5 separate regions of the Mus musculus genome follow, and regions 2, 3, 4 and 5 are each linked to region 1. A link is a loop called in an ENCODE intact Hi-C map of the cell type or tissue named here. Cell type or tissue: heart. All regions are shown on one strand. Each heading gives the region's core, and the rest is flanking DNA. Links, peaks and the distances in the headings are about the cores only.

Region 1 (6,506 bases), core at 515-5,514:
AAAGTTCAACTGAACTGGCATTTCCTGTGGCCTAAAAATGTCTTCAATTAAAGGCGAGGGAAAAAATGTATTTTTTTTAATCCTCATCAAACCAAAAAAAAAAAATGGCTGAAGGGATTTTATTCAAACTTTTCCCCAAAATTCACCTTTTGCCAAGACCCAGCATGGAAAATTTCAGCCCCAAAGGATCACTCGTTGGCAAGTTACCCGAGCTAATGAAAACAGAGAGGCATAAAGAGAGTCTGTGTGTAGCTCTAACGATAGTGGCCACTGGAGCCCACATTGTACGAGAAGAAGGGCCTCATTCAATGACCCCCTTTTATGTCGTTTTTTTTATCTTCAATATGGATGAGTCTTGGATTTGGAGTGGTCACAAACAAAAAGCACTTACTTTATGAATATAACGTGGGCAGTGGCATTATTTCAGTGGCTTTCCATAGTCCCGACTGACTTTTGGAATAGACTTATTGTAAATGAAGAGATAAGGCTTGCTTCACGCAATGTTGATCCATTCATCCATTCATGCATTTGCATACTCCTTCATTCACTTGCTCATTCGTTTGCTCATCGACTTCTTAAGTGTTTACTGAGCGTCACAATGTGTGGGGCACTTTAATCCAAGTGGGGTGTACTGTGGTAGGCAAATCGAGGTGGTTTCTGCATTCGTGAGTTTATGGGAAAGAAGAAGGAAGTCAAAAAACATCTGTGGCAAATTCTGTGGGGCAGCAGATGAGGTGCTGAGACACTGAAAGTCAGAGTGATGGTCACCAGGGGCCTATACTGATCGATAAGGAGGGCAGTGAAGGGCTAATGCGTTGTGTGCATCCATTATCAATATTAAGTGAGTGGCCACTGTCCCCATACTGACCAGGCCAGTCACTATTTCTGTCCTCAGATATTCTCAGGCCAGAGGAAAAGCAGCTAGGTAGGCTTGATTGATGTCATAGTCATTAGCTACATTCGATGCAAATAGGGAAGATGGCTGATGGTCCAGAGGTTGGCTTCTGTAAGGAGTAACCATTTCAACAGACATTTGTGTCAGCGATGTAGGGTAACTGAGAAGAGGGTGTGCCATGTCTGCCTGTGAGGTACTTGTAGTCCAGTTGTGTGTTCAAGCTTCTCTCTCTGAGACCTGGGGCCTTGAGAGACAAAGCCTTTTCTTCTTCAGGACTCAGCCTCATGGAACCAAGGAGGTGCCTAGGGAAGGGTGGGTGCTTCTCTGACATCTCAGCTTTTTGGAATTTAGCCTAGTAGTTAAGAACACAGCTTCTGGAAGTAAGCTGTCTGGGTTCAAATGCTGTGCTCAGACTTTCATATTGTGGCACTTTCTGTACACTCACAGCGGGGACAATGGCATCTACCTTCCAGGGATATGGTAATGTGACTATCACTAGTCACTAAAGCTTTGACCAGACCACACATTTCTGATGTACCTCGGTTGATCTGCTGTACCTGGCTTCCCTCATCCCTTCTATCCATTCAGTCTAATTATTATGGGTCAAGAACAGCAATTGTCAGTCAGTGTGCTGGGAGCTGCAGAATCAGCCAAGTCACATCTATCCTTGGAGTCTCCTCCTCTGAGGTGGTTAAATCTCAGTCTTTCTTAGGGAATACTTCTTTGCCTCGTCCACCCGGACAAATAGATATTTGTCATCCCTGTAATACCAAAAAGTGGAGAGGGAGGGAAGGAGGGAGGGAGGGAGGGAGGGTGTCCGTTCCTTTTCCTCATAACATTTGGCTTTTTAGGAGAGTCACTGTGCCAGAAATTTTGGAATATCTTGTTACTTTAGACAACGGAAGACAGGGAGACTTCTCATTTTTAATTGGGAGTAAAAACTTGTGTATGGAGCAGAGGTGAGGTTTCCACAGGTCAGAGAACTCACCTCTGCTGGGCTGGATTGGAGCTGAGGAGGAGGGGCAGCAGAACTGAGTTGGCTTCCTTCCACGAAGTGAGAAATCGCCACGGCATGGATGATGCAACTGAACGGAGATGGTGCAGAAAGTCCTATCAGCACATTGACTCACCTCGCCCAGCCTCAGTTTCCCTTTGTGTAAAAATAAGAGGTCCGAAATTCTTGTACAGGGCACTAGGTTTACCCGAGGGCATGAGCAGGAGAATGCCAGCTGCAGACAGATTCACAGGGAGGGAGGGTGCTTGTGGGATATGAGGGCTTCCACATCTAGGCACAAGGAATATTCCTCCTTTTCTGTTTTCTGGGTCCCTGCATAGCTGGCGGCCCCAGTGAAGGGCTGTAGGGGGCAGCCTGAGTGTTCTGGCTGGGGGTGGGGTAGGGTGGGGTGGGGTGGGCAACAGCTGGACAAGTTACTGGGAAATCATATTATTTCAGACTACTAGGTATTCTAGGGGCGTAGTGATGATGGTGGATCTTTTCTGTTTTATTTGATGAAGTTGGCCTTGATAAATGCTGCTGCTTTGTTTTTTCGCTCTCCCACATGTTTGTAAATCTTCGAAACACGCAGTTCCAGTATAAAAGGGAGGTGTAGAAGGGACTTGATTTGAGCCTGGCTGGAGGCATGCAGCTTTTGGAGTGGCAGCTTGTTGTCACCTTCCCCTGAGACAAAGGCTGTATTAACCTTGGGAGCATCAGGCTTCTTGGCCACTTTCTCTGAGGCCATCCTGATGTGCATTTTCCTTTCTCATCTCTAGGGAGGCAGCACACAGAACGCAAGGCCGCCGAGGATGGAGAGGGTAGGGCTCTGCGAGGTGCCTCTCCAAGGCCTGGGTCCCCAGGTCAAGGGCAAGATGTGCGGTGCAGGCACTCCCGAGCTGGCTGGCGCAGCAGCTAGGATGCTGCGCAGAGCGCTGCTGGCGGCGTCGGGAACTGACCAGGCCGCGTGTGAGCGCCGGGATTCCTGCTCCGGCCTTAAATATGCCGGTTATTTTTATCCCCCTACGTCAGGCCAGCGAAGGCCATCCCACCAGTGGCCGCGGCAGGCTGCTACACAATGTTTCCCTTCAGTCGGGAGGGGAAATGGAGGGAGGCCAGACTTCCTGATCACATGGTGCTGAAGTCAATGAAAAAAAATGAAGGGGGACCCCTCCCTTGCGCTGGGGTGCGCGGGCCAGGGCCCCCCACCCACCCCCTCGGGCCGCGCGGCCAGGGAAGCGCAGGCTCGCGGGCGGGCGCGGGGCCAGGCGCAGGACCGGGCAAACATAAACACCAGATCGGGGCAGTAATTGGCGGCTCCGAGATCGCTGAGGAAATGAGAGGCTTGTACGAAACATCAGCCGACAAGAAACGGGGTGATGTCAGACAGCCTTCCAGGATTAGAAACCCTTAAAAGCTCCGAGCCCGCGGCGGCTGCGGAAAAGCGCTTTCGGTCCTGGCTCTGCGGGTAGGAAGCCCGCGGACTGCGGACGACTCCGGGCTCCTCTCTTCCTCGCTCTCTTCTCCTCTCTTCCCCCCCCCCCCCCCCCACCCGCTCTAGTCTCTTCTCCTTGAATTCCCTTTTTGATTTTGAACTAAAAAGAAGGGGAAAGACGTCAATTTCCATGTCTAAAGCATCTCGCCTCCCCTCCTCCCTCCTTGTATCCTGTTACTACTTTTGGACTAACAGATCCTACTCAAATCAAGCAGGAGGGGGATAAATAAAAGTTTAGCTCTGTTGTCCGAGTCTCTTCGGTTTCTTCTTACATTCTCTTAGAACTGCGAGTTGCAATACTTAGCACACACAACAGGGGTTTTCTAGCTGCTTCTCTGCTCTCCAGTCTTGAGGGCAGCTTAGCTAACAGTCAGTGGCAGGTTGTTCCCTAACCCACAGGAGCCTCCTGTGACCTTACGGTAGAAGCTGAGCCTCATTTGTTCATTGCCTGCATACATCAAAAAAAGCGCCACTTTTCCAGGCGTTTCTCTTTCAGTGTTTACCTGGATTAAAGGGGGTGTGGATGTTTGGAAAGGGCTCGAGCCCCTGCAAGGAGAGGCACCCAAGGCACCCTTTTCAAAGGATGATTTATGTTTGGGTTTTCTCAGATAGGGGCGCAAAGAGTCCGTTCCCTGTCTCTGTGACAGGTGAGCTCCGCACCTGGCTCCTAGCTTTGGGATATTTCAGCAGCTTCACACAGCACTGTCACTTACTCTCCTTTAAGGCAGGTTTGCTCACCTTTCTTCCAGAGACCCAGGAAAGGGTCACAGCTGGGCCAAGTTTGTACAACCTCAGAAGAAGAATGGGGCTAATTCCAAAGACATAGGTTTAACTCATTGCTGTCCACTCATTGTACTCCCCTGCAACACTGTTGAATCTTTTGATAGTTCCCTCCCATGGTTGACAGTCACTTGAGCCAAGTATATCATCCAGTTATACCACCTGCTGGGTGGCAGATAAAAGGCTGTTTTCCAGCTGTTCTCCACACATCTGTCTTTGGTGACTGGGTGCTCTGAAAAAAATCACACGAGGAGGCCTCGTTTTCTAGTACACCCCGGTTGTCCTAGGTTAGATACTGATGTCTCCTTTCCTTCACTTCAGAGTCTTGGGGTCTTGATGGCCTGTTCTTGCCCCCTGTCCCATCACTTCTCTCCCCAGCTAGTGCACATGGTCTGGGGCTTGTGGAGGGGCTGGTGGAGGGACGACAGAAGTATTTCAGGTTCTGAGTTGTGTTATGGCAGGAGATAGCATTATGTCTTCTTCAGGCAGATTGTCCTCTGACGGTGTCTGCCCTCATCCCAATACCCAGAGGCTGAGTTCCTACCTCTCGGCCTTCTCACTTAGCTCTACACTTTCTCAGGGAAGTTACTTTTTGGCTCCAAGTGAGTCTCAGTTTCAACGGGGCTGAGACAGAGTGTGCTCGAAGGATGCTGTGCACGTCAGCTAGGACAAGGCATGTAAAGGACTTAGTGAGCCCAGATCCTATCACTAACCTTAGACTGAAGAAGCCCATTGTGGTGCCTTTAACTAGTACTCTGCACACATGGCCTTACGGGGCAAAAATCTGGAGAGATTCTCCTTCACTCCCCTCCCTTTATTCCTCCCCCCTCCCCTCCACCAATCCCCCCTTTCCCCTCCCCTCTCCTCCCACTGGGTAGATGTGGACACTCAGGGTCTGAGAGGTTAGATGGATGCTGAAGATCACACAGCTAAGTAGGGAAAATATCTCATTTGCCATCTCGTTAGGAAAGCCAGCGGGTCAACCCGGCCTTCTGAAACGTAAGAAATGAAAAGTGCTAGACTCCGACAATGCAGGCATAATTTAGAATAATGCCTTTGCTCATGATTCCAGGCAAGCTGAAGTCAGGGCTTTCAGGATCCAGAGGGTGAGAAGGTTGTCCATTCTCTTTCAAACATACTTTGTCCACAGTGGTCAAGACATGGAAAGGCTGGGTACATGCTAACATCACATAGGGTGGGAATGAGCATCCAGGCTGCAGCCAGGCAGGGGTCCTTTTCTCTGGTTCTTCCTGTTGCTCCACTATGGGATTTTCTCTTTCCTGACCCCACTTGGGGAGGGAGGAGTACACAGGTGCACTGAGACCAGCCCACTGAGTTCGAATGCTGTGGGGTCTGCACTCACAGCAGATAGAATTTGATCCTTGCAGCAATAATGTTTCTTAGACAGCTACCTCCCACATTGTTACTGCCTCTACATCATGCATCACTGAAAATCCTATTGTTGTTGCTTTCTGTCCACACAGTAGCACCCAGGGAAAGCCCTTAGCTTCCTTTGATACATTAGCTCTGGGCTAATTGGACCTAATCATGGCCAAACCACTCTGGGTTTCCATGTATTCATTTGCAAAATAAGCTAAGCTAAGGGTATGCCTTGCCTCCTTAATCTGGGCTGGTGTCAGTCAGAGGGGTCTGTGGGTATAAGTGAGAGGAGGGCTTATGCTGTCATAACCACGTAGAACTCATTATCATGACCCTTACTGACCTTGGGCAGGCTATACACAGCCTGTTTTTACACAATGTCTATGTGTAAGTTCGTGAACCTGGGTGTAGGTGCCCATGAAGGCCAGAAGAGGACGTTGGATGACCTAGGGCAGGAGTTACAGATAGTGTGAGCTGCCTAAGGCCGGGGCTGGAAATGGAACCTGGGTCCTTTGCCAGGACATTATGTACCCTTCAAGTGATATGCCTTGTAGTCACAATTTAAGGATTTTGAGATAAAACTATCCTAAATTATCCAGTGGATACTGAAACCCAATGACAAGGAACACACAGAAGAGACACACAAGCAGCAGAGCAGGTAGACGTAGAGGTGGAGACGAGATGGGAGGGAGGGAACACACTGGAACCCCAGAGGCCAGAAAGAGCAAGGTAAGGTCTTTTCTATATGTACGATGGTTGGTTTGTGGGGTTTTCTCTTTCTCTTTCTTTTTTTTATCATCTCTTCCTCTTTTCTCCTTCCCTCCCTTTCTTTCTTCCTCTGTGCCCTCCCTCCCTCCCTCCCTCCCTCCCTCCCTCCCTCCCTCCCTCCCTCCCTCCCTCCCTCCCTCCCTCCCTCCCTCCCTCCCTTCCTTCCTTCCTTCCTTCCTTCCTTCCTTCCTTCC
Region 2 (6,506 bases), core at 583-5,582, 81 kb after region 1:
ATTTATGGCAAAAGAAGAAGAAAGAAAAGAAAACCCACTTAGAAGGCATCCGTTGTTGAAATCCTTTGATGCCCACAAACAAATGAGCCACATAAAGGGAAGAATAGAAGCCTTCCCATTGAGAACTCAGCTCAATTCTGTGACTGTCTCGAATCTGCAAAGCATGCTGGTGTCTGTAGTGAGGTCATCTCTTTAATGTCTTGGTAATGTAAGCATCATCGAGGCTTATTATGACTGTTTCCAAGATAATGGATGTCCTGGTGGACATGCTGTGATTGGCAGGGAAAATATCACCAGAGTCTAGGCGAGAACCCAGAAATCTGAACTCCGTCCTCAGGGTGATGGTCGTGTTCCCAGAGCAATAACTAACAGAGCCTTCTCAGGTTTACCCAAGCACAGCTCTAACGAGATTCTCAGAGTTTCTTCTCTTTTCTCAGTAAAGGTCATCTTTGCATAAAAGACCTGGAAGCAAATATTCCAATGAAAGAAAAAACTCCCCCGTAAAAAGGAGTTCGTGCACAATCAAAACGGTTTAGAACCAAGACAGGACTGCTAGTTTTCAGTGCCGTACTTTTCTGGCATGTGCTATAATTAATACAGATGTTGAACATTATACATAATCTGCATATTAGTGACCCACTGCACAATTTATATGGTAATGTCATTAATTGCACATTACCTAGGTTGCTGAATGAACATTACATAGGTTTTTTTAATGGATGTAGTTATTATAATTGAAGTCAATTATATTGCTTCTTGTGCATATCAAGTCAGTAGTGTGTGGCTGGACCTTACAGGGTCCCTGCCAAAAGAAACAGGTGTTTGTTGTGAGGACAACTTATGGGTTGGAGCAAGGGTAAGGGAAAGGGTGAACCATGGCCAGAAATGACTGGCCTGGCTGAGCCCTCTGTAAGGGCTGGGATAGTGCTACAGAGGGCAAGGCGAATGGGCATTGTCTGCTCTGAGGCAGGATCTACTTGCCCTTTTGCTGTGGGCTTAGGAGAGGGTGCAGGCTGAGCTGAAAGCCAGCACCACCCACGCTGTAACAGAACACTTTTCTCCAGGCTGACCCAAAGCTAGATGGTGGTTGCATCACTTCCTCTGGTGTTGTGGAAGCCACATGACTCTGGCATCTGGTTTGCCAGGGATGAAAGGGAGCCCTGCCTGCCCACGATGCTGGCACACAAGACCCTGGGTCCTGTGTGTCTTCTTTTAATATTCCGTTTCCCTAGCAAATGGGGTAAAGTTGCTGTAGTAGCTACTGCTGTTGCTGATGCTGAAGTTGCCTAGTGCTCAAACTCTCTGGAAGGACAACCCAAAGAACAACCCGAAGGCTGGAGAATGAAGAGGAGTTAAGGCTGTGACTCTTCTTGGTAGTCAGCTCTCTGTCACTGTGACATAAATACCCAAAGTAGTCAACTTATAAAAGGGAAACGTTTGTTTTTGTTCCTGGTTTCAATCCCTGGTCTTGTTGGTCCAGAATTTGATAGTGTTGGAATAGCAGTACATCACTGTGGTCATAAATGGGCAGGTCTCAAATCTCTCCTTCAATGACCTCCTTTCCTTCCACAAGTTTCTATGTCCTCAGCATCCTATGATCTCCCAGTTGCAGCACAGAATGCGGACCAAGTATCAGATACATAGGTCTCTGGGGACATTCATTCCAAACTACAGCATCTTTTTGTTAGATAAGGACATCTGAATGCCATGCTCGCCTGCTGTGAGTGTTGCTACCTTCTTTAAACTTCATGAAAGAGCAGGCAGGGGTTTTTTGTTTTGTTTTGAATTGACAGAGACTCTAAAGAGATTGTTTTTTAAACCCAGTGATGTACCCTCAGACATGCACACATACATGAATGCACACACATGCACACAGCACTGGTATACATGACAGACAGGTCCTCTTAGCTAATGTGATGCTAAGATTCCAGAGAGCTTGGAAATTTACTCAGTAATACCCAAATAATACCCATACATATGCATGAATGTTCTCTGTGTTTGGTCTCTGTCTCTGTCTCTATCTGCCTCTGCCTCTGCCTCTGCCTCTGCCTCTGCCTCTGCCTCTGCCTCTGTCTCTGTCTCTGTCTCTGTCTCTGTCTCTGTCTCTGTCTCTGTCTCTGTCTCTGTCTCTGTCTCTGTCTCTTCTCACAGTGTTAGTGGAAGGTAAGATGAGATTTTGAACTCCATTTGATTGAGGCTGATTATCACATTCAGGTCATCTAGGCCACTGTGTCGCAGTTTTATGGCTTTATTTTGGAAGGTCACTCTGGAAGCTCAGGCTGAAATAAATGACAAAGGGCAAAGTTCACACACACACACACACACACACACACACACACACACACACACACCAGATTCAAGTGACTAGGAAAGAAGGAAAAAGAATGCTCTTTTACAAATTTTCCTTTTTTTCAATTTTTTATTGGATATTTTCTTCATCTACATTTCAAATGCTATCCCAAAAGTCCCCTATAACCCCCCCGCCCGCCCTGCTCCCCTACCCACCCACTCCCACTTCTTGGTCCTGGCATTCCCCTGTACTGGGGCATATAAAGTTTGCAAGACTAAGGGGCCCCTCTTCCCAATGATGGCCGAAAAGGGGGAGCCTGATTTTCCTGGGAACCTGTGATGTATGGACTAGCACGTCTTCTCTGCTTCTCTGTCCATTCACTCACCCACCACTCCTCTGCTAATGCCTGGCTGGCCAGGAATACACTTTCTATTTAGAAAGCAAAGGCAGCCAGCTTTGGGCCTGGGCCTGGAGACTGACTCACTGTTGTTGGGATGACACATTGCCTGCACACATTTCACAATTCTCTGAAACACCAGACTTATTTCTGTGAGTATGCAGAGGCCCACTTCACCATCCACCTAAGGCCACACACAAAGGCTGTGCTATTTTTCTTCCCTGGGGCCTAAATGGATGGCAGGACTTCCTATGCCTGAAACATCACCCTCGTTTGGAAGGAGAGAAACACCGGCCAAGAATTGCAACGTTTTTTAACCAGAGTCTGGCTAGCTTTCAATAGCTGCACGCCAAAGCTATACCAGACAGAGAAATGGCTATGAATGGGGTAGGGGTTGGACTGAGGCTTAAAAACAAGGCAGAAAAAAATACAGATAACAGAGAAGAAAAGAGAGGAGAGGAGAGGAGAGGAGAGGAGAGGAGAGGAGAGGAGAGGAGAGGAGAGGAGACAGAATGAGATAGTACATAGGAAGTAAAAGAGGAAATTTAAATAGAGAAAGGTTGCACAGAAATGATTGAAGAATTGGAGCAGAGGGCGAGAGTTCCAGGCTGTGATCATTTCTTCATGTGCCTTTCCCTCCATTTTTGGGTGAGCACTCTTAATCCCCATTACTAAGAAGCAAGAACAGGGGACCAGGAAGTTACAATCTAATGTCTCAGGTGGAAGGGAAGACATTTTTGTTTATTAAACAAACAAACAAACAAATATACATACATACAAGCAAACAACAACCTCATATTGTCGACCAGGCAGACCCAGCACTCACTAAGTAGCCCAGGCTGGTATGGTACTACTTATGGTAGTCTTCCTGCTTGACCTATTGATTTCTGGGATAACAAGTATGCGAAGCCAGCTCGCTCTACATCAGTGTGAGGGGCTTGGACAGTCTTCCACAGTCTTTCTGGAATCTGAAAGCCTAAAGGATACTCTTGTTGACCAGAGAGCTAGCTGGGAAGGCCGAGAATCTGGATGGCCAGTGACAGTGGCCTCTGAGGAGTTGTTTATGCACTTAGACATTAAGTGCCTAAGACTTGAAGGGCCGGCCCCATATTCAAAGCCCTGGATTCAGAACTATCTGGAAACTTCCTCCAGGGTAAACAAAAACAAGCACTTCAGCTCCCTTGCCAGGGCATCTCGCTCCAGAAAGGACGGGAAGGAAAGGAGAGTGATGCTGCTTGTTCCCCTGTGAAGGAAAGGTTACAACAACATTTTCTCTGGGCAGCTGTGAGGTCGGCAGGCAGACTTTTCTCTGGTAACCATCTCGATGTGTCTGTGTGGAAAGTACCTAAGAATGACTAAGCCCTGGCTGAGTTGATTCATTTGTCACTTCACTTGTGGGACTTTGGCCCTGTTCTAGAGGCCACAGAGTGTTTTCAGCACATCTGACCCAGGCCTCCATGTAGGGTGGCAGGTGAGAGAGAGCACAGACTTATAGGACTCTGTTTATAGGGAAGGACCCCAGGGAGGAGGGAGGGTTTGGGCTCACTGGAATCCTGTCAGGACTTCTAAGAAGTCTAAACTCCTAATCCCTGTCAGCAGAGGAGTCAGGAGTCTGTGCAAGTGGCCAGAGTTTGAACGGAAATGCTCATTCACGGAGCATCCAAGATAGGCTGGAAGTTTACTTAAAGTTGTCTCGTCCTTCCTCACGCTAATAGTGTGAGGCAAGTGTTGCTTTGCTTCCTCGTTGGAATGAAGCCTTCACAGGAAAAGAAGCCCAAAAGAGTTCACATCTCTAACTCAAGCTGGGGATGGGGTCAGGAGACTCTGGGGAGGCAGGGCTATCCACTAACACACAGGAGGGCCACAAAGAGATCAGCCTGATCAACGCAAGTGGAGTTATTCTTCTTAATAATCCAGTTCAAATGTAAACCCTTTTGTTGCAATTATATGCACAGGAAGAGGGACATATCACAGGTGTGTGGCTTGCTAGACTGTCACAAACCGAAGAGATCCCTGTAGTCACTGCCCAAACAGACACAGTTAGCATGTTTCCAAGATGACCGCCATCAGTTCTCAGTCTCTATGTACACATATCCCTTCCTCAAAGCAGTAGACTCTCTTTCTCTTCTTGATGCTGGACTGGCCTTACTGACTTCTCTAATGCAACACAATGTAGTGGAAGTGGTGCTTAAGCTAGGGCATAAGAAGATGGGATGCTACTTGGTGGGTTTCTTAGCAACTGTTTCCAGAAACACCTGGAGTCTACTAGCCCAGGGACTGCCTCATTAAAGGGCATGCACAGCCACGCTGTCCACAGTGTTGGTGGAGGCCAGCCTTCTGCAGATGACTGCTGAAGCACTGACTTTGTAAGGAGAGCTCTCTTGGACTATTGAGAGGCCTTGGTCAAAAACCACATGAAACACAAGAATTGCTTAGCCTAGCCCTGAGTCACAGATTCATGACAAACAATGAAATGACTGTTATGTTAAGACCCAAAATTTGGGCTAACTTATTAGACAGCATTATAACCACACATTTCAATGCATCATGGGGCACCTCAGTGATTCTTGCTAGCCATTGTGCCCTGTCCTGCAGTAAACATGCAGTTGGCTTCTCTGGTTCACTGTTATGTCTAGGACAGTTTTCTCTGATGTCACCCATAAAAGCACATTACCATTGTTCTCAGTGTGTAATACTGTGTGCTTCTATTTACTTATCCATTTTGTGATTGACAGTTAGTTGAGTTGCTGTTCTGAATGGTGTGGCTGTGACTATCTTAGTGTGTGCATTTCTGTTGAATACTGTCATAGTTAAAATCTGAAGTGTCTCCTACCAGCTCACAGGCTCAAAACCTTGGTCTCCAGCTGGTGGTATCCCTTTGGGAGGATGTGGAAAACCTAAGGAGTGGACCTACCTATTGGAAGTGCCTCACTAGAGACAGTGAGACTGGAAGCTAAAATCCACTTCTGGTTCTGACTCAAGCTTTCTACTTTCTTGTCTACCAAGATAGGAATAGGATATTCTGTGGACTTGTGCCACCAAGAACTGAACCACATGGGCAGTCAGCCATGCTTTCCCTGTCACAAGAGACAGTATCTCCTGAAATTGTGTGCAAAGATCAGTCGTTCCTCCTTTGAGTTGCTTCTTCCGTTTCCCTGCAACAGCTGGAAGAATAGTCACCAATACTAATATATACCCTAGTAGAGCGGTTGCTGGAGAATAAAGTGCTTTCGACTTTTGCACTGTTTTCTTTGTTTTCCAGCGCCATATTAATTTATGTTATTAACTGTGATTGACAGTTGCTCGACACCCCTCCAGAACTGAACTGTGCTGTCTCTCTGTCTTTTCATGTTTGAGAATTCTATCCAATTTGTTAACAAGAAAGAAATGGTCAGGCTGTCTACCTGCCAACAAGGCATTTGAAACATTCAAGCTAAAGACAGAAAACCAGTTCCTTCCACCCAGATGTGTTCCTTCCATAAAAAAGAAAAAAGAACACCACAACCGTTTGCTCACGTTCAAAGGGCTGGCTGCTGGCTCTGGCTTCCACTGTGTTATTCATCTGGAGAGTTTTTGTTTTGTAAGTCAGCTGAAGTTGTGGTAGAGGAAGCAATTGGGATTCTGAGTATTTTCTTCATTCTTGGACCGTGACTCATCTCTCAGTCAGAGAGTATTTGGAAGAAGGTGATTTGATTTATTTTAGGGCAATTAAAGGGTAGGGTCACAAAAACCTGCTCAAAGGGACTTGAAAACTCATCTCCAACACGCCCACCCCGTGACTCTCACATTTGTGTCTCCCAATTAGTGTGAAAAGTTACC
Region 3 (6,506 bases), core at 778-5,777, 46 kb before region 1:
ATGTTCCCTGGAGCTGTCTCTGGGTCTAATGCTGATCTCTACATTTGCTTCAACTGGTTCTGATCTTTTATCTCTTTTCTTCTTTTTTCTTCTCTTCATTACTCTTCTCTTCCATCTCTGCTTCTCTCACCCCCCCACCCCCGCCCCCTTTGGTGTTGGTCATTAAATACTAGGCCTAATGCATGCCAGACAACTCTCCACCACTGAGTTATCTCTGCAGTCTTCTGTTTTGATATTTTAGGCAGGGTCTCACTAAGGTGCCTTAGTTGGTCTTGAACTCATTGTGAGATTCAGGCTAGCCTTGAACTTGGCATTTCCATGACTCAGTCTCCAGAGCAGCTGCATTTACAGCCTTGCACCACTGTGTCTGGCTTAGCTGACCTTGATTCTCTATTTTCATCTGCCTCACTGAGTAGTCCATATTGATCTTGGGTCTTGGATCCCTCACCTCTATCTCCCAGGTTCTGGGGTTACAGACATGAGCCAACATGACTGCTTTTATGAAGTGCTGACAACCGAGACCCAGGGTCTTATTGCTTGCTAGGCAAATACTTTACCAGCTTCTGAGTTATATCCCAGCCTGGGAAACTTCAGATAATGTCCCTTCTGACACTATATGGTGACCATAACTGAGTCACTGCCCCCTCTGGAGACCACAGCTTCTTCATGTTAAAACTTAGCTACGTTCCCGCTCCCAAGGCTGTTGAGTGTGTCAAGGTGAGTAGAAAGCTTCTAGACCACATATATGCTTGGAAAGGCCAGCCAAGGAGGCTAGCCTCCAGCCTCTTAAGTGTTCTGCAGGATGGGTTCCTGTGAAGTCGCTTCCCCAGGGGCTTCACCCTGGACTGCCAGCATCTGGGATGCAGCCTGTGCTAGCTGTGGAGGTAGAGAAAGCTTTTGAGAAACCAGAAGGACTTTGAGGCTAAAGCGAAGAGGGATGGGAAGTGGTGAGGATTGAGTCTGAGAGGCATCTGGGGCCCGGTATTCACAGTACATGAGAAGAAGTTTCTTTGTCTTTCATTCGAGGACACCAAGAAGCTTGGCGGGATGTCATGAATGATGTTAGCTGAAGCTAACAGTGCATGCTTATTAGATGGCATACATTTCTCCAGTAACTTGCAATGCACCTGGCAATAAGGACTGGGTAGCTGCCATTTCCATTCTTATTTTGTAGACGAGGAAGCTAAAGTTCAGAGATGTCAATCCACGTCTCCAGGGCCACACAGGTCATTTGGGGGCTGACCTAGACTTCGAATCCAGGCTGTCTGAGCCTAGGGAAAACTGCCTAAATTTACAACTTTCTCCCCTCTGGTTGGAGCTGGAAGATGATCAGCTTGTTTGATTTGTCAGTTCCATAGGTGGGGTGGGGCAGGGGTGGGGGCTGAATATGGGCTTAGGCAGAGTTGAGAGGCTTTATGGCACTAGAATGAACAGCTGTGTGGATTCATTCATTCAGTAACTACTTAATGGGTGTCCATGTGCCAGGTCCAGAAATAGCCAGGCTGGCTTGAGAGTGCTCTGGAGAGGTCTGGGTTTTTGAGGGGTGGGGGCTGGTGGTAAGAATCAAGAATGACCTCACTACATAGGGAGAGCTGTTTCTACACTCAGTGCATAGCCTACACCACTGCTTTAGGGCAGAAAGGAAGATTGCTGGAAGGTTCCATCTCACAAGTGGGATGCCAGGACACCTGCAGCCAAGGTTTCCTGCAGGCCCCTTCTGGCTGCCATGGCCTCCCCTTTGGCTGAGTATGAGGTCTGCCTTGGCTTTGATTCCCCATTAATTACCCTTGGAGGTAATCTTCTAAATGCCAGTAATGACCACATGTTAATTTCCTTCTCTCCTGCTGTCTCGCTTCTCCCCGCTTTAATGGGCCATGCAAGCTTGTTGGGCTGTTTACCAAAGCAGACCGGTTAAAGACGTAAATAAATGAATTTCTCTTGTCTGAAGGATCTAGAGGTGGAATTAATGTGAGAGGAGTAATTTACAGGTGAATAATTACTTGGATTCCCCCAGCAGAGAGACCCGTTCAGCTTCTCTAATTATTTACCTTCCCCCAATTTTCTTTGCTTTGAACTGGGTAGCATGGAGGTGTACGGGGGTGGCATGGGGAGCCAGAGATCTTATTTTGGATTCCCCCCTCGATTGTGAAATATCTCTTGGGGAGGGGCCTCATTAGGATGCAAAGCTGGCCATCCGAACACTCTGTGCACAGCTTCATTTGGATGCCTTTGCGTGTACTTGGAGGGAGATGCTATTGCCAGCCCTATTTATGGATGGAGAAGCTGAGGTTCTATTGGGCGACACCATTCTCCACAGACTCCTCATGGAAGAAGGCTGTGACTCAAGCCAGCTTCCTGACTCTCCCTGGCTCTAAGCTGTCCATAGAGCATCTTCACCTGCCTGCTTGCTGTCTGGCATCTACAGTTGGTGAATTCTTTTAAACATACCATGCAGCACAACTCCCTTCTGCGAGAAGCCCCAGTACTCTCTGCCAACAACCTGCTGTCTTTCCCTTTAGGCTGGTGGCCGCGCCCCTTCCTTACGCAGCTCATTTTCCATTTTAAGATTTCCTGTTTGAACTAAAGGGCAAAGATCTAGATGTATCAGACTGGAGCCAAGCTTCTGTGTGTATAAAGGGGAGCTCTGGCCCCTGCCCTCTGTTTGTCCACTGGCTTATCGATGGAGCCCAAGTCCCAAGTTCAGAGGCTCCAGTTCCTTCCCGATTTGCTGGGTAAAGTCCAGCCCTTCCGTGCGGGCGGCCAGGGCGGGTGGCCAGCCTGGAGCCAGTGGTCATTTATGGCTGGACAGGGCTTCCGTCCTGCCTGGTAATCCATTGGCTACAGCTAACAGACAGCTGGACAACTGAAGGACAGGGGTACTAAGGACACCCCATTTTTTTTCTTTTTTTTTTTTCTTTTTCAGCTTAGTGCTAAGCCGGGGAATGAGACCAACAAGGCCAGTGCTGTTGAGGGCTGCTTGAAGCTACAGGTCTTTCAGGGCCCAGATGGCTTTCCTGGCCTACCGTGCACTCCCGCTAAAACTAGGAGCTCCGCAGCCATGGCCTTTCCCAGAGAGACACTTAACTGGTGCCATTTTTATGAGGGATAATAAGACCGATATCATTGCTGGTATGTTGGTTCCAAGGTCCTTTCATCTCCTACGCCTCATCTGATGTAGAGGACAGTCAGGAGTCGTCTAGATGCTTATCATCATGGTGTTCCCGAGGAACCACCGGAGCCGGAATCGATGGCTTTCATTGAGCAGTCCTTTCATGAGTCAAGTCCCCATAATTCAAGTCCCCACAGGCTGAGGATCACGAGGTAACACTGGTGCAGCCCCCTCTTTGGATGAATTAAAAGGAAAGACCCCCCAAGCTCAGGAGAAGCTCCCAAGGGGCCTCTGTGTGTGCTGTATGGGCAGAAAGCGGAGGGGGCAGAGCATCCTGAGCCACTGCTTTCAAGAGGTTCCTTCCAAACCCTCTGAGGACCAGGAAAGGGCCGTAGCTCTCACAGGCACCTCGGGGAGATCCTTGTCTACCGGAGTCAACACATAGACTTACCTTAGATGCTCCTGCTATGTCCCGCCCCCATAAGACAGCAGGGCCTCCCAGTGGATGGTGTCCCTCTCCCTGGAAGGTATTTACCTGTTTGGTGACTAGCTTTGTGTCCTGGTCCTGAAAGGTAGCATGGCCCAAGACACTGGACGCTTTTTTTCTATGGAATGAACATCTTCCCTGTCCCTACACCTACCTCTCTCCTCTCTCCCACCACCCCCCCTCTCGTGAGCACACACACATATACACAAACACACACACACACACACACACACACACACACACACACACACACACACACACACACACATGGTGCCATTCTGTACCTCAGACCTATTAGATCAAAAGGCAAAATGAAGCTTCTAGAATAGTGTAAATTGCTAGCTGGGACTGACCTAAAGCAGAACTCTGGGTCTTATATGTGTGTGCTCCAGAGACCAGGAATTTGGTATGGGGAGACTCACATTCTGATCTTGCTAGTAATGCTTTCCAGTTTCAACTTTCCTTGTCATGTTCTGTGGCCAACGATGTAGGCCCCTGTGGCAGGCTCAGGTAGCCCCTTTCCTGCTTATTAATTGTTGGGTTTGGGAATGGGCACCGAGTCCCAAGGGAGAACGTCTCCATGTGGAGGGGACTCTTCTTTCCAGTGCGGAGGCTAGCTTCTGCCTGGGCTGTGTGGCTGATCCTTGTGATGACAAAGATGGCTGCTGGGCCAGGTGCTAGGCAACCTGGGCCAGGATGGGTGGTGGCTCTGTCCCCTCCAGGTCAGCTCCCCCATCTGTTCTGTGATGAGAATGATGTGATACCTGGAGCCCTGGGAGCCTGGGAATGAAAGGGGGTCTTAGGGCTTTCCTGAGCCGTGGTCAACCCTGGAGCTAGGTCTATGCTGAATCCTAGCTGGGTCTATCCCTCTCCCCTTCTCTGTCCACCCTTGACATTGCTGACTGGGGGTGTGGTCTGCAGCAGGAGGAGGCTCAGAGACTTGCTCAGAGCATTGCTGGGAAAGACTTGGAGGTCTATGCTGGTCCCTAGCCTATAGCTAATGTTCCTTCCTGGGGATGAAGATGCCCCTGGCCCAGCCTGTCCTGCTGCCAGCTCTCTGGCTTTGAGCTGTTCCCAGGGAGTCCTTTTCTCTGCTGCCTCATTCACCTCTGCTTCCTCTCAACATTATCTTTCTCTCTTCTGACTCTCTTGGGGTGAGGGTGGGGAGTGGCTGCTACAGCCCAAGGTGAGGTCAGTAAGGACAGGGGCTTCTAAACCCCTGACCTGCTGCAGCCCAGCACAGGGACTTGGGCCTCAGGTTTTTCATCTATGGAATAATTATTTCTTCCCAGGCTTGTGAAGATTCTATGAGATGATAACGTACTTCAAGCCCTGGGCAGTAGTGAACAAGACCATAGAATTAGCTAGGCATTGGGCATCATTCCAAGAATTCTTGGACCCTGGGTGTCAAGCACTGTTTAGTGTTCCCATTTTATAGGCAAGTAAGTCAAGACCTAGTGTCAGATCAGGATGGTGAATACAGCTATCTGGGTCTGGGCCAAGTTCTCCTGTCCTGTAGAGATGCCCTGCTGATTGGCTGTGTGTTCTGTGGGGTCAATTCTTCCTAACCGATTCACTTGCTTGCTAGCTATCTGCCTCTATGAAACTTTCCCTGAAGACACTGGAGGCAGTGCCCCTTCTCATCTTCCCCTGACACCCCACGCACATTTCAGCCTGGGGACCTGGTTCCATCTTCTAGCTCTGTGCCTGTGGAGAACGACAGAGCAACATCATATCAGGCATGAGAGAAAGCTGAAACTGTCTGAGGGCTCTTGGGAAGGAGCCTGTGACTTCTGAGACATGGAAAAGATTTTGGATAGATTTGCTGTAATACCTGCAGGTGATGGGAGGGGTTACGCCCATTTCACACACAGGGGAAGGGTGAAGAGGAAGGCTTGAACCTGGTACTTCTCATTCTGGACTGCCTGACCCTGGACTGGAAAACCTGCTGACTGCTTTCTCACACTGTTTTGTTTTGTTTTTTAAGGCAAGACATTACATATCCCAGGCTGGTCTCAAGCTTGTTGCATGGCTGAAGAGGACCTTGACTTTCGGATCTGCAAACTTCCACTTCTTAAGTGCTAGGATTATAGGTAGGCATCCCTACACCTAATTTATGTGGTGCTGGGGAGGAACCAGGGCCTCATGTGCTCTAGGCAAGCACATAGGTAAGCATATTACCAACTGAACTGCATCCCTGGCCCTGCCTTGTTATTTATTTATTTATTTATTTATTTAATTTTAGTTTTTATATTTTTATTTTTTATAGGATCTCACTCTGTAGCCCAGCATGCTTTTGAATCTGGGATGTTTTCTCTGCCCCAGTCTCCCATATGAAGAAGGCAGCCCTGAGACCTCCTCACATTTAACATTTTTACAACTGGAGGAGAGAGTGATGGAGGAGTCTCCAGGACATGATGGCCAGACGCCCCACATCTAGAATAGCAGCCTGCAAAGGAGGTTAGTATTTGTCCTGAGAATTGTGGGTGGCATGTGGGTGGCATGAAGCAGAAGGAAGGGGTTGTGGGCTCAGGAGAGAGATGCTGTGATGTGTTTCCAGTATACCCTGGCCCACTGCCCCCAAGAAGGCAACATCTTATGTCTCTCCTCATGGCAAGCCAAGGACCTCTGGGCAGAGAGCAGGGAGCACAGACAAGAGGGCTGAAGTGAGCGGCTGCATAGCCCAGCTCACCAGATCCAGGCTCAGTTAACCATGCCCTTCTTCACACTCAGAATCAGGGTTTGGGATGGTCTTGGGCTGAGGAAGAGGTGTTCTCTTCCTCAGTTTTCCTAAGTACTTCATCCTTCCCCAAGTCAGTGCCTGCTCCATCTAGGACAAGAAGCAAGCAAGCCAGGCGCCTAAACTTCTCAGGAAGGCATAGCTTTCTTCTTGGCACTTGAACTAAAGAG
Region 4 (6,506 bases), core at 1,043-6,042, 460 kb after region 1:
ACTAGGAATACACTGCACAACTTTTAGTTCTGCCTACATCTTAAGCTTGCTTCCAAGATGGAAGCTTTTTATCTCTGAGTCAATTGCCACATAACAGAAGTCTATTGTTATGAGGTAGCATGTGATCTCAGCAAGGTAGGAAAGGACACCATCTTCTACGAATCGCCATCTTCTCCCTGTCTTTAGAAATGAAACTCACTTTCTGAGAAATGTTATCAGAAAATATAGTCTGCTGTTGTAGTGTCCAAGAAATTTGCTTAGCCTGGAACACATTGCTCAAATGAAAAGTCCAGGTGTAAAAGGTATAACAAGGAAATCTGCTCTTCCATGTTCCAGGCCGTATCCTGTATTCACTTCTTAGACTATGTGTTGCTCATGAGAGAGAATTTGATATATTCATAGTAATTGGACTTGGGCACCCAGAACAGTTGATTTTTAGTTTACCATCTGCCAATAATGAGAAGTATCCTCTTAAAGCCATCAGCAAACCTTCCTGAGGCTTGGTCCAACCACTTATTTGGAAACAGAACCAATGAGAAATATGGTGTCGGGTAAGCAAGAGAACGCAGTGATCTATAGAGTTTGAAGTGAGTAGTAAGGTGAGAAGGGGGCTGCTGCTGTCCTCGTGCTCTCATGGTTTCACAGGGAATCATCACAGCACTGTCCAAAGGTGAGATAAGCTCATCTATCACTCACCACAGCCTCAGCAGCCACAAAGTCTTCTGATGTGGCGTCCGGGGTCAGTTCTTCAGATATAAAGTTCCAATCTCATCAGCCTACCTCAAATTCACTAAACACTGATAGGCTGACAACAATAGTCAAAATCATAAAATATGTGTAAAGACAGAAGCCTTCTGGGAACAGCAATCTTATTTCTGCTTTCCCCAATACTTGTATGCCTAGTCATCACTCAGAGTAACTATAGTATGTCTTACCCACGTTTATCTAAAACGTGGGACTTTTATCCACCCAAACAAAGCCTTGATGAGACTAAAGCCAACACTCATGATTTCTTAACCTGTGTTCTATCCAGCAACAATGCCTGTTAGGCTGTGTCTAGATACATGTATTAGGTAAAGAAAGATTGGCTACTGTAAAAGCAATCCTCATGAAGTTGTAAGATGATTACAATCAAAATCTGTATCTTAGTCCCATTACTATCCTGGGTAATTTCAGCATTGCAGCTCTGTGGTTCCTCTGTGAATGACTGGCCTGGTGCCCTTCTTCTTTCCAGAGCATGAAAATCATAAAAGCCTTCTTATAGTTAAGTCTGGAAATGTCCTACAGTCCTCTGTCTATAGTAGCTTAGTTAACCCCTAGACACAGGGCTCTGAAGAGACCCTGAGGCAGGCTTTCCCTGTGGTTTCAGGAACAGACAATGGGATTCACCATCATCTAGCCAGATCCAGTCTGAGACACAAAACTGGTGAACCTCACATCAAATATCCCTTTTATTTTTGTTGGAGATAGGTCTCATATAGCCCAAGCTGGATATGCATTTGAGAATGACCTGGAACTTCTTATCCTCCTGCCTTCATTACGTGGGTGTTTGGGATCACAGGTGTGCATCGCCATATCTGATTTATGTGAAATTAAGAATCAAACTCAAAGCTGTGTGCATGGCAGATAATCATGCCACAAACTGAAAAAAACTCTTCAGCTAAATAATCCCCTTCTTGGCTTTTATAAGTTTATCCCTGGTTTAGGATACCACTGCTTAGACTGCCAAAAGGAATTCTGTTGAGACAGATGGAGCTGAACTTACCTACAGACTATTGTAACCTAGTGGTTAGATCCTAGATCTTTTAAAAAAAGATTTTTTTAATTTATTTTATGTATGAGTACACTGTCAATGTCTTCAGACCCACCAGAAGAGGACGTCTGATCTTACTACAGATGGTGTGAACCACCATGTGGTTGCAGGGAATTGAACTCAGGACCTTCTTAAGAGTAGCCAGTGTTCTTAACCACTGATCCATCTCTCCAGCCCCGATGTTACAACTTTTTAAACCCTTCCTTTTACAGATAATAGATTCTTTTAAAAAGAGTAGCTTCCTTTTATTCCGTGTTTTAAAGATTGTATCAGTCATCTTTCCTGCACTGTGACAAAATACTTGGAATAATCAATGTATAGAAAAGAAAGAAAGATTCATTTGAGTTTACCATCTCAGAGGTTTCACTCTGGGGATAGGTGGATCAGTTGCTTTGGAGCTAGGAGAGAGGCAGACCCTCAAGCCTAAGACCATGTGGTCAAACTAAGTTGGTAACTTCATGGCAGCTGGTTGAGAGCAAAGAAAGAGAGAGGAGGGCCCCAATAATGCCCTCAGGAAACTCCCAATGGCCTCACTTCCTTTCTAAGGTCCCAACTCCTAAAGATCACCGCAATAACACCTCTATCTGATGACCAAACCTTTAGCATATGGATCTTCCGACACTTAAAATTCAAGTGCCAGCAAGACTCCTGTCTCTAAAGTTTGGAACTGTCTGATGTTGCCCTCCATAGCTTAACACAATCTTCTGGTAGCCATCCCCTCTTTTGAAAGGCCTTTTGTTAGTCCACAGAGTACAGTAAATACTTTATCTGCATATGTCCCTTTCTTCTTGTACCCACTGCTATAACATCTTTAACATTTATTAGCCATTTAACATCTTTATTTTTCCTTTATTTTTAAGACAGACAAGAGATTGGACCGTGTCTTCAACGTACATTTCTTTATCCTTAGCAGCTAATACACTATCTACATTTTTAAATGCACAAGAGTATATTTATTTATTTTTCTAATTTTTCAGTCTGTTGGATGACAACCAGATGAGTGTTGAATAAGTGGAGAAGATACAGAGAGTTTATAGACGTCATCCATCCTGCTTTAGAATGCTCAGGGTGGCTTTGGAACTCAGAAGAAAGGAGAGAAAGTATGCATGTTTTATCCTATTGGTTCTCTGCCATGAGTTTCAGGATGAATCTTTTAGTTACCAATTGCTATTTTATAAATGAAAACACTTTAGGTCAAGGTCATGCTTTCAGTTAACAGAAGAACTGACATTCCAATGTAAACCTCTCAGATGTGCGCCAACGCTCTTTCCGCTCCTCCCAAGGCTAAGCTGCCTCCTTACTGATGAAGGCAACAGCAACAGCACCTCATCTTCTCGTCCAAGGCACTTCACAGCCAGCACCTCCTTGGTGCTGGCATGGCAGTTGTCTCATGGGGGATGCGTTGAGCCCTCTGCTTTGTGACAGAGCCAGCTGCAGAAAGCACAGCCAACAGCTTCCAATCAAAGGAAATCCTGCAAAAACAGCTTCAGCGATCTCCTGGGGACTCTCCCCTTCACAGACCCTGGCAATAAATAACACGCAAAAGCCATCTGCCCATTGCCAAGGTGGACTTCAAATGGGGTGGGGCAACAGTATTAGAACCTTCCACTTGGCATGTGCACTGTCAGCCCATTCCAGAAATTAGTTCACAGGGAGTAGATGAAGGGAATGCCCACTTCCCCAGCAGCTGACTCGTGGGAACTCTGAGCTTGAATTAGCAGGAGGAAAATGCAGCTTGCTAGCCTTCAAAGACCATTTTCCCAGCTAAGCCTTAGACGGCTGCTTTGACATGTGTTCAGAACTACTCCCAAACAAGCACAAACACAGCAGACTCCACTGATCAGGGCTGCAGAGCTGAAGGATGGAATCTCAAGCATGATCTGTGAGAACAGAAAGTCCCAGCACAGGCTCCACGCAAGCTACTTTAAGCTCCAGCCCTGCATCCTGTAGCCAAGGATGGGTGGCCCCGGAGCAGGAAACTCTTGGCAGCCTGCACTGCGTGCTTTGCCTGCTGACAAGAGCACACCCTGGCCTTGGTTATTGCCCTTATAAAACAGCTCGAGGAGAATGCAAGCCAAACGTTTTCAATGTGCCTGGAAGAAGAATGTTAACTATGATTGCGCAGTCGAACAGTACAGTACTGCAACAACACGCAGCGTTGCTCAGGGGAGGGGCCAGGAGATGTGGCTCAGGCTTCCTGTGGCTTCCCTGCCCTTCTCCTTCCTGCCCTCAACAGCAAAGCTTCCCCACCGCTGCCCTGACAAGGCCCTCACAGAAGAAACCAAGCATTGGGGATTTTTATGGCTGTAATTAAGAGTCAGAATCCTTTCCAGCTAGAAGCTAATAATCTCATTTGCGTTATTTTAATTTTTTATTTTAAAAAGTCTCTTTATTCTAATTAATTCACAAACAAAAACATCATGGAGCTGGTTTAAGGAAGTCAGTAAAACATTTGCTATATCCAAACTTTATACATCCAAATGAACCAATGCTAAAGCTATGGAGATTTTTTGGGGGGAGGGGGCTACACATTCGCTATTAACTACACATTCTGTTCATATTTGCAACTGTTTTTTCACTATTTGACAATGAGATCGTTTGTGATAAAAGAGAAGCAAAAATTAAAGGCTGTAGAGGTCTTCATGAAGGATGTTGCCTATTAACATTCACCCTGTAGAAGAAACCTGGTGTGGTGTATGCAGATTTCTCCACATTCATGGTCTGTTTCTACTAGGCTTTGTGGAGTATTTCCCCATATTTTAACAAATCTCTAAATTGGGGAATTGCCACCCACAAGCTGAAGAGAAACAAGTACCACAGGATATTCCTACCAGAACATATAACCCAGTCAGCCTGCTCCTCACTCAGGAGCCAGAACATGTTTATTGTACTAAAATCTCACTCAGATCACACACACACACACACACACACACACACACACACATCATCATCATCATCATCATCATCATCATCATCATCTCAGTTTTAGTTCTGGGTTATTTTTTCTAATAATTTTAATGAGATTTAAAGAGGGTAATAAAAGCATGTGTTTGTCCCTCTAAAAGAGAACAAAACATCATCTTGCCTTACTTCATGATGAAGTATCACAAGGGTTTCAACCAAAGGAAAAGGACAGGTGACATCACTGTTTCTTGTTTCTCTGAAAATTTGGACCATAAAATAGAATAAATTAAGAACTATGGGAACGGGCTGGAGAGATGGCTCAGAGGTTAAGAGCACTACTGAATGCTCTTCCAGAGGTCCTGAGTTCAATTCCCAGCAACCACATGGTGGCTCACAACCATCTGCAATGGGATCCGATGCCTTCTTCTAGTGTGTCTAAAGACAGCTACAGTATACTCACATACATTAAGTAAATAAATAAAGGATTTTAAAAGAGAACTATGGGAACAATAGGAAACTATTACTATTTGATGACTACTTAGATAAGAGTAACAGTTGTCAGCACTATTAGGAATCTGGCTTGAAGAAATGGCCCAAAAGTTAAAAGCTTATACTGCTCTTTCTGAGAACTGGGGTTCAGTTCCCAGAACCCACAGTGTGTAGCTACTTAAATGAAACTGTAGAAGATTCAAAGAGAAGTATATAAAATCCAGAGAAGTTTTAAATTCCTAGATGAGATGACCAGATAAGGAAGCAATCTTCCTAAAATAATGTATAAGTGTAAAGGTAACAAAATAGGATTTTTTTCTTACATTAGGAAAATTGTTTATCCTGAGAATGCTGAAGGAGTGAGCAAATAGGCAAGCCAATGTTTAAAACAATGGGTATGTGGAAGAATTTATCAGAAAAAATGCTATTTCACATTGTGATCGCCGATGGTATTGTTAGAAAACTGGGTACTTATACCAGTAGAACGAAACAGAACTTCTAAAGTTAGCCATAAACACCATAGAACTTCACAATAATACTGAAAAATAGGAAATTCAGTGTGGGGTCTGGATAGACATCTCCGTGGATAAGAGTGCATGGAGTTCTATAGAGGATCTGAGTTTAGTTTCCAGAACCCACATCAGGGGGCTCACAAACACCTAAAACCCCATCTCCAGAGGATCCAGACCTCCATGGGCACTGTATGCATGTGCACAGACCCATATTTTACACACACACACATACACACACACACACACACACACACACACACACACAATTAAAAAACAAGTATTTAAGGAAGCCCAAAGTAGAAAAGGTTCAACAGTGATCAAGTGATCTTGGCAAATGTGTCTAAAATTAATCATCAGACAGATAAAAATTGACTTGATCTTCATCTTGTTTATTGATAAATTCAAATTCCATATGCTTTATATGACATCAAACATAATTATTATTAAAAGATTCAAAATGTAGTTAATGTCTCAATTACCTTAAAATTAGAATGTAACTTTTAAATATAAAATAAGTGGGAAATGAAAAATAATGACTCATTAATCACAAAACTTAGATTTAAAAAAATAAACAATATGTGGGCTAGTTCAGTTTGACTCAGGGTAGAATCATTTGGGAAGAAGGAATCTCAACTGAAAAAATAAGCCCCACAGGACTGACCTGTGGGCAAGCCTGTGGTATATTTCCTTGCTTGATAACTGACATAGGAGGACCCAGCCCACTATGGGTGGTGCCACCCCTAGGCTGCAGATGTGGTTTGGACTGCTATCAGAAAGCAGTGTGAATA
Region 5 (6,506 bases), core at 538-5,537, 710 kb after region 1:
TGGCGATGAGAATAGGAATTGAGGTTTTACATAGCATTAAAATTTAAGTATTGATCTGTTTTAAATGATGATCCTATTGATTGTAATCCCAAAGCCCAATGCTAAAAAGAACTCTAAATTCTACACATTTATGTATAATTGCATATGTGCACTTACACAACACAGGATCGAGTGATACACTCAGAAATGTTTATTCTACCAAAAATTCAATAACAGTGTAACACAAGAACTATGAAGAAAATGGGTGATCAGAAAACAAATAGATTGCAAAGGTAAGTCCTAACTTACCAATTATATCACATAGAAATGAACTAACTACACCAACTAAAGGTTAGAAACTGTGAGGACCAGTTTTTCACGATCTGACCACATAGTGTCTACAAGAAACACATTTCTATAGGTTCAAAGTATTTTTAAATAATTTGAAAAAAACAGACATATAGTATGTAAATACTAGCAAAAATCTAGGTTGGCTTTGCTAATAACAAAATAGACAGTCAAAATTATTAATAGAAACAAAAAGATGTTATATAATGTAAGTATTATACCATATAAGTAACTGATGTTATATAACATAAGTATCAGTCCATCAGTGTTCCATTAGTCAGGTACAGTAACTATAAACATACGTACTTATAATGATAAGGCTGAAAATAAAGCAAACAAAAGCTTACAGAGCTAAAGAGCAACTCAGTGTAACTGGTAAGTTTCACCATCACCTTTCCAGTGATGCAGAAACTGGGGCAGAAGAAGGATGTAGAAATGTAGAACTTTATAGACACCACCTATATCTACGGGCCTGAGCGACTATTCCTCCCCAAAGCATCAGAGTCATGTTGTTCAGGCTGAAAACATGGCTCAGGAGACCACAGCACTTGCTACTCTTGCAGATGACCCCTGTTTGTTTCCTAGCACCTACATGGTAGCTCCCAACTGTCTGGAACATCAATTCCAAGGGATCCAATGCAGTCTGCTTAATGCACACATGCATATATACATACACACATAATTAAAAATAAATAAATCTGTTTAAAAAATAAATATTTTCCTCCAAAACTTAAAAAATTCTCAGAAAGGACTATATTTCTAACCATAAAACAAGTACATAAAGACATTTAAAAGGGCTAAAATCATCCAAAGTATGTTTTCTGAATTCATCAGAATAATCTCAGAAATGGGTAAGAGGAAAAATCAGAAATGTGAGGAAATTAAACAAAATATCAGAGGGTTAAAAAGAAATGAAAGGATACACCTAGAAAATACTTTAAGATGAAAGATATTCACCATATCAAAGCTTATGCAACAGAACTTAGGCCTTGCTTAGAGGGAAAGTCACAGATGAAGTCACCTATACTGGAGGTTCCTTCCGAGGGATAGAGAAAAACGTGAGCAAGAAGCGTTGAGCAGAAACAAATGCAAAAGAAAATATAAAATTAGAAAACAAATTAATGGGATTAAAGTTGTTTTGCTGTAAAGCTAACAACATTGACAAACCTTTAACTGGACGGACCAATAGAAAAGAGCGTCGCCCTGTCCCGGTGGCCATCTGTTACTGATCCAAGTCAGGAAGAAAATCATCTTTGCTTATAATATCCATCAGACCTAAGACACATCGGATGCAACTTCTCCTTCTGTGGGGCACTATGGAAATGCATATGCTTTCTTCTAATAGTATTCAAGAATAATCACGTTGCATACTAGTGTACATAGTCTTGTCACCAAAGTAGTGGGTGTCTATGGATCATCTGGTGCCTTTACAAAGGGTAAATTTGTAAGGAAAACACAGCTGTGTCATAGAGATGGCTATGTTGTGTGGAAGAAACTTTTAGTAATGATTTATATCTTTTCCCTCACACTGTGGTTAATATGAAGTCGTTAATTAAATTGTAAAGCCAAGTCAGTTGATAGGCGGAGGTAGGTTAACAGCACAAGTGACTGAGGAGTGGGAAAGCACAGATTGATAAGGTCTTTATCTTCTCTTTTGAGAGAATCCTTTAGAATGTGCAGCATAGAGGGAAGAGAAGTGCTGGGTAAATATATCAGGCTTGTATTCCTAGGAACTGGTTATGTCCCAACACTATGTAAGGACTAAATCTGGCTTTTAGTATCTATATAAGAGTATTCAGGAAATAATTCACATATTCAGGGCTCATAAGTCAAAGTATTAGACAAAGAGTAATGGCAGGATAAGGGCAAGGAATATAGAGCGGCTTTAACAGAGGACGATCACTTCTCTACGGAAGTGAGACATGTGGCAGAGTGCAAAGCTGAGAGGGTCTTTACTTAACGCACAGTCCTCCTGCTGCGTAGTGAGGCTTCAAGTTCAGCGTGCTCTCTGTCCTGCTAAGTGGCTCCTTCCAATACCACAGATAAAGGCTAGAAGAAAGAGCAAAGTCAACTGCTATATCCCAGTTTGAACTTGATGACTTCTGGCCCTGAGAAATGTTTCCCTCCAAAGATCTTCGAGTTTCCGAGCTGGCACTAGCCAAACGCAGAGTTATGTCTAGTGCCACCTAGTGAAATGAATGAATACTTAGCTTTTACAAACCAGAACTAAGAAAAGGCTAAAAGCATAAATCAATAAACATAAAAGAAGGGAAAAATATAACTGGAGCGAGGGAATGCCTCACCCATTATTTCAGTAATGGGATCTATGGTTCAGCTAATGGAAGGGATCTTTATATTTAAACAGTTCTTCATGAAATTACTATCCCAAAGTCTTGGTTGGCTTTTAGGAGAGAAAGACATCTGAGTTAGAAGAACTAAGTGTTAGTTTTGAAGGTGGGAGTTGGAGCCCACTAATGGAGAAGAGGGGAATGTGAAATTGTGTATTCTTTTTTGCCCAGTCCCATTCAAGGGTACTGAGCTGAGCATGTTCACTTCTGTCAATTTCTTACTTGGTAATTTTGTATTGTTCACTCGTAACTGACAGCATTAGAATATGTTGACCCTCGATATCAACAATACACTCTGTGTCAACTTCTGGATCTCACATTCATATGCATGCACTCGCACATACACACATACAACACAAATACAAATATAGATATATAGATTACACACACACACACACACACATACACACACAAGCATGATTGCCAGTACATACACAAAGATAGCAAATGACTCAACCTCACTTTCAAAGCAGTTCAAGGTACTCTGTCTTTGAACAAGCAATTGAAAATACCTGCAGAACCTTGAGAAGATAGATGCCAGGGGTCAAGTTTGAGGCAGAGCTGCTACTGACCAGGCTGGCTGCAGAAAAGGGACCTGAGGACATCAGAGTCAAGCTGGCTTGACCCTCACAGTGGGGAGGGGGTTGAGCAGGGGAGACTCTGGGCTGTCTCCTGCTCAAAGTTAAAATGATGCTGGTAGCATATTCTTTAGCTGTTGGAATAATTTTCTCATCACTTCTCACATTCCTTGCTATCGCTCCCTTATGGATGAGGCCTGTAACCTTATTTCAAAGCTCCCATTCTCTCTGAGACAACTCTAAGACCTCAGAATGTGTTGTAACAGACACTGGATGAGATTATTCCCATGAGTCCAAACCGATGTTTCAAAGAGTAAACTGGCTGACCACCTGCTTTATTTGCTGTTTCCTCATCCCTAAGGAATGAGCCTCCCCTCTGGCTACCTGACCTACAAGGTTGGATGAAGGGAGCCAAAAAGCTATTTCTCTATACTGATGCCCCAGGAGCTAACTCCAGCTGGATTCGTAACCTGCAAATTGTACATTGGTGATGCCTATGTACTCAAGCCAGAAGGATCTGATGTAGCTGAATGCCACGCCTGAATGAGAACTTGCCATCTCATCCTGAAAACTGGCAAGCTGGGTATGTAAACGCAGAGATGAGTTATCCATCCCACTTTTGAAATACTCTCATTCTGTAGCAACTATGGCTAGAAAAGTACAATTGTTATCAAGAGATAAGACTAGAGGAGAACTATTTATTAATTCTAAAGAGGTATTCACAGCTGGGCTGGGGAGATAGCTCAGCTAATAACGTGCTTGCATTCTAAGTAGGAGGAGCTCAGCTCAATATCTTGGATCCATATTAAAAATACAGTCATGCATATGACTCCCACTTGTAATCTCAGCTCTCAAAGGGTAAAGATAGGAGGATACCTGAAGCTTACTGGTCTCCTTGGTAAGTTCCAGGACAGTGATTGACAGCTCTCTGGAGAGAAGAGCCTGAGAAATGACAGCTCAGGCTGTTGTCTTGCCTCCACACACATGCACACATATGCATGTATAGGCACGTGTAAAAGGGCACAGAGAGGTGGGAAGTAATGTCCTTGAAAGATGACTGATTCCAAGTGTCCCATGTTCATATAGATAAAAGAGTGTGTCACTAGGGATCCTTTGCAAGGCAGAAGACACACACCGATGAGCCAATGAAAACCGTAAACACGCAGAGCTTAGGTACAGTTTGCATCCGTGGTCAGCAGTCAACGCTGGAAAGTATCATTTGAAATTAAAATTTGTGACATCTGGGGAGCCAAACAAACAGGACAAAGAACAAACCGTGTCAGCATTCCTGCCTAGCAACCATCAGCAGAGCCAAGAGTGGCTATTCCCCAGCTGGACACATACACTGTGGTTTATCATCATCCTCGCTCTCCATGCTGTAACTCCATGCCCATTTGATCCCCTTGCTGGCGATGTTTACGTCTGGACTCCTATGTAAAAGTGACACTGGCCCGGGGAAAGTCCCTAGACACAACAGACTGAAAGTCACTCAGGCCCCAGGGCTCCCTTGGCCCTGGCTCTGCTCTAAGAGATGGAGATGTCTCTTGCAGTCAAGAGCACACTCAACTCACTTATACACTGAAAAACTGAGCTGCCTTGGAGGTGAGACAGGAGTCTGTGGTCGAGGACATTTATTTCTGAACTTAACGACGTGGGCAGCCACAAGTCTGCCCACAGTATCAATTTTTCATAAAGAAAGGAGAAAATCTATTGAGTCAAATGTTCCAAGAGTGCCTGGTCGAGCGCAGTGTATTTATAGCTTGAATATACAGACATGAATGCCCCGTTCAGTGGAGAGAAGTAATAAGAGATACTATTCTTGAACACATGTTGTGTGTTCTCTTTCCATTCTTGTCATCACTCAGAATGGTCTTATACTGACAAATGAGGAATTCAAGGCTCAGAGAGGTAAATCAACAGAGGGCAAGTCACACAGCTTGTTGCTTAACAGAACTAGTATTCAGGGGCTGGGAAGATAATTCCATTGCTAAAGGACTTACAACACAAGGCTAGGGACTTGAGAACATATCCAGTGTCCACTTCTGACCTACACACATGCACACACACACACACATGCATACATATTCATGCTCACAGACATGCACAAACACACACATATGGACACTCGCACACATGCTCACATATACACATGCATGCACAAACACACATACATACACATGCTCACAGACATGCACAAACACATACATACACATGTACACTCGCACACATGCTCACATGCACATACACACACATGCACATGTACACTCGCACACATGCTCACACGCACACACACACACACACACACACACACTTGTTCAGTTCCCTATCTAACTGCAAACCCATGCTTCCCAGAGAATGCTGTGCAGGGATTTTGTAATAAATCCTTCAGTACAATTTTTTAAAGATTATTTCCCTTGAGTCCCATCACAAGCTTATGAGCTGGAGGACTCGTTGACATACCTTACAGATGAAAATTCACAGCATGAAAAGTGTAAGTCATAGTTTAATAATCAGCAACTAAGCACTAGTGTTCTGCTTCCCACACTTATAATTCAATCTCCACCCCTCTCCATCAGACAAAAAGCCTACTTGGAGCTGAGACTGTGTCTTTCACTTTGGTTGCTTTAATGTTAAGGAACTCCAGTGTCTTCATATTACAGAGGAGATGTGCATTCATTTTAAAGACAGGTTTCTTTATTTGAAAATAGGACTACTACAAGAATCAGAAAAATGTTTTAGATACTCATTAAAATACCCAGGCTCCTTTTAAGGTTCCCAGTAAACGTGCTCTATAACTGAACTCTCGCTGTAATTACAGAGACAGACTTAGTCTTTTGTGGCAAAGGCAGTTGACAAGGAAAAATAGATCTGAATAAAATACTTTTTTTGTTTTTCAAAATAGCACAACCTAGTTTAGGATCAATGGTGGCTGCCAAAGTAGAGCCGCAAACTGGAATTTTAAAAATGATTTTAATGGTAGGGGAGAGAGCTGTGGTTTCAACAGATTGAATTTTGGGGTCCGAGAATGTAGCTTATTTATCTGCATTTGGTTTTACAGGACAAAAATGTCCACAAGTTGGGTTTTTTAAGGCAAACACGAACTGTACCGAAATGGAATCCATCATTAGAATACTGTGAGGAAACATAGTCGGTCTGAAGTCAGTCAGAAGATGAGAGCATCTTAGGATTTCCCTTACAGTGCTTCCACTGAACTCATGAATTCCCCCAAGACGGAAACGGTTGATTCCACTGT

What was found. A loop is a pair of places that touch in the nucleus more often than their neighbours do. Peaks named below come from ENCODE experiments on the same cell type or tissue, not always from the same donor. Only the 100,000 strongest peaks of a DNase experiment are listed, where the experiment ranks them.
Region 2: it touches region 1 in a loop (2.2-fold over the local background); 3 of 42 quality-filtered maps call a loop at or near these places.
Region 3: it touches region 1 in a loop (2.0-fold over the local background); 4 of 42 quality-filtered maps call a loop at or near these places.
Region 4: a loop joins it to region 1, with 5 times the contacts of the local background. A loop is called at or near these places in 6 of 42 quality-filtered maps.
Region 5: it touches region 1 in a loop (3-fold over the local background); 2 of 42 quality-filtered maps call a loop at or near these places.

The regions. Positions count from the first base shown.
Region 1 is chr4:55,648,352-55,654,857 of GRCm38, forward strand. No RefSeq gene overlaps it. Among named protein-coding and RNA genes, the nearest start is that of Gm12511, 80 kb to the left of the region's middle. In heart, for the core only: CTCF peaks have their summits at 2,839 and 3,696; DNase peaks (open chromatin) are centred at 2,120, 3,050 and 3,860; H3K4me3 peaks cover 1,756 bases; H3K27ac peaks cover 2,238 bases; H3K27me3 peaks cover 684 bases.
Region 2 is chr4:55,729,405-55,735,910 of GRCm38, forward strand. No RefSeq gene overlaps it. Among named protein-coding and RNA genes, the nearest start is that of Gm12511, 160 kb to the left of the region's middle. In heart, for the core only: no CTCF peak of the experiment used is centred there; DNase peaks (open chromatin) are centred at 1,077, 2,757 and 4,007.
Region 3 is chr4:55,602,470-55,608,975 of GRCm38, forward strand. It overlaps Gm12506 (a long non-coding RNA gene), which reads left to right. Exons shown (of 5, transcript XR_390585.4): 2 at 3,146-3,321; 3 at 5,584-5,689; 4 at 5,866-6,056. Among named protein-coding and RNA genes, the nearest start is that of Gm12511, 34 kb to the left of the region's middle. In heart, for the core only: no CTCF peak of the experiment used is centred there; a DNase peak (open chromatin) is centred at 2,682.
Region 4 is chr4:56,110,146-56,116,651 of GRCm38, forward strand. No RefSeq gene overlaps it. Among named protein-coding and RNA genes, the nearest start is that of Gm12519, 110 kb to the left of the region's middle. In heart, for the core only: a CTCF peak has its summit at 3,853; DNase peaks (open chromatin) are centred at 3,306 and 3,826; H3K4me3 peaks cover 452 bases; H3K27ac peaks cover 1,225 bases.
Region 5 is chr4:56,359,818-56,366,323 of GRCm38, forward strand. No RefSeq gene overlaps it. Among named protein-coding and RNA genes, the nearest start is that of Gm42291, 47 kb to the left of the region's middle. In heart, for the core only: a CTCF peak has its summit at 2,527 (motif pointing left); no DNase peak of the experiment used is centred there.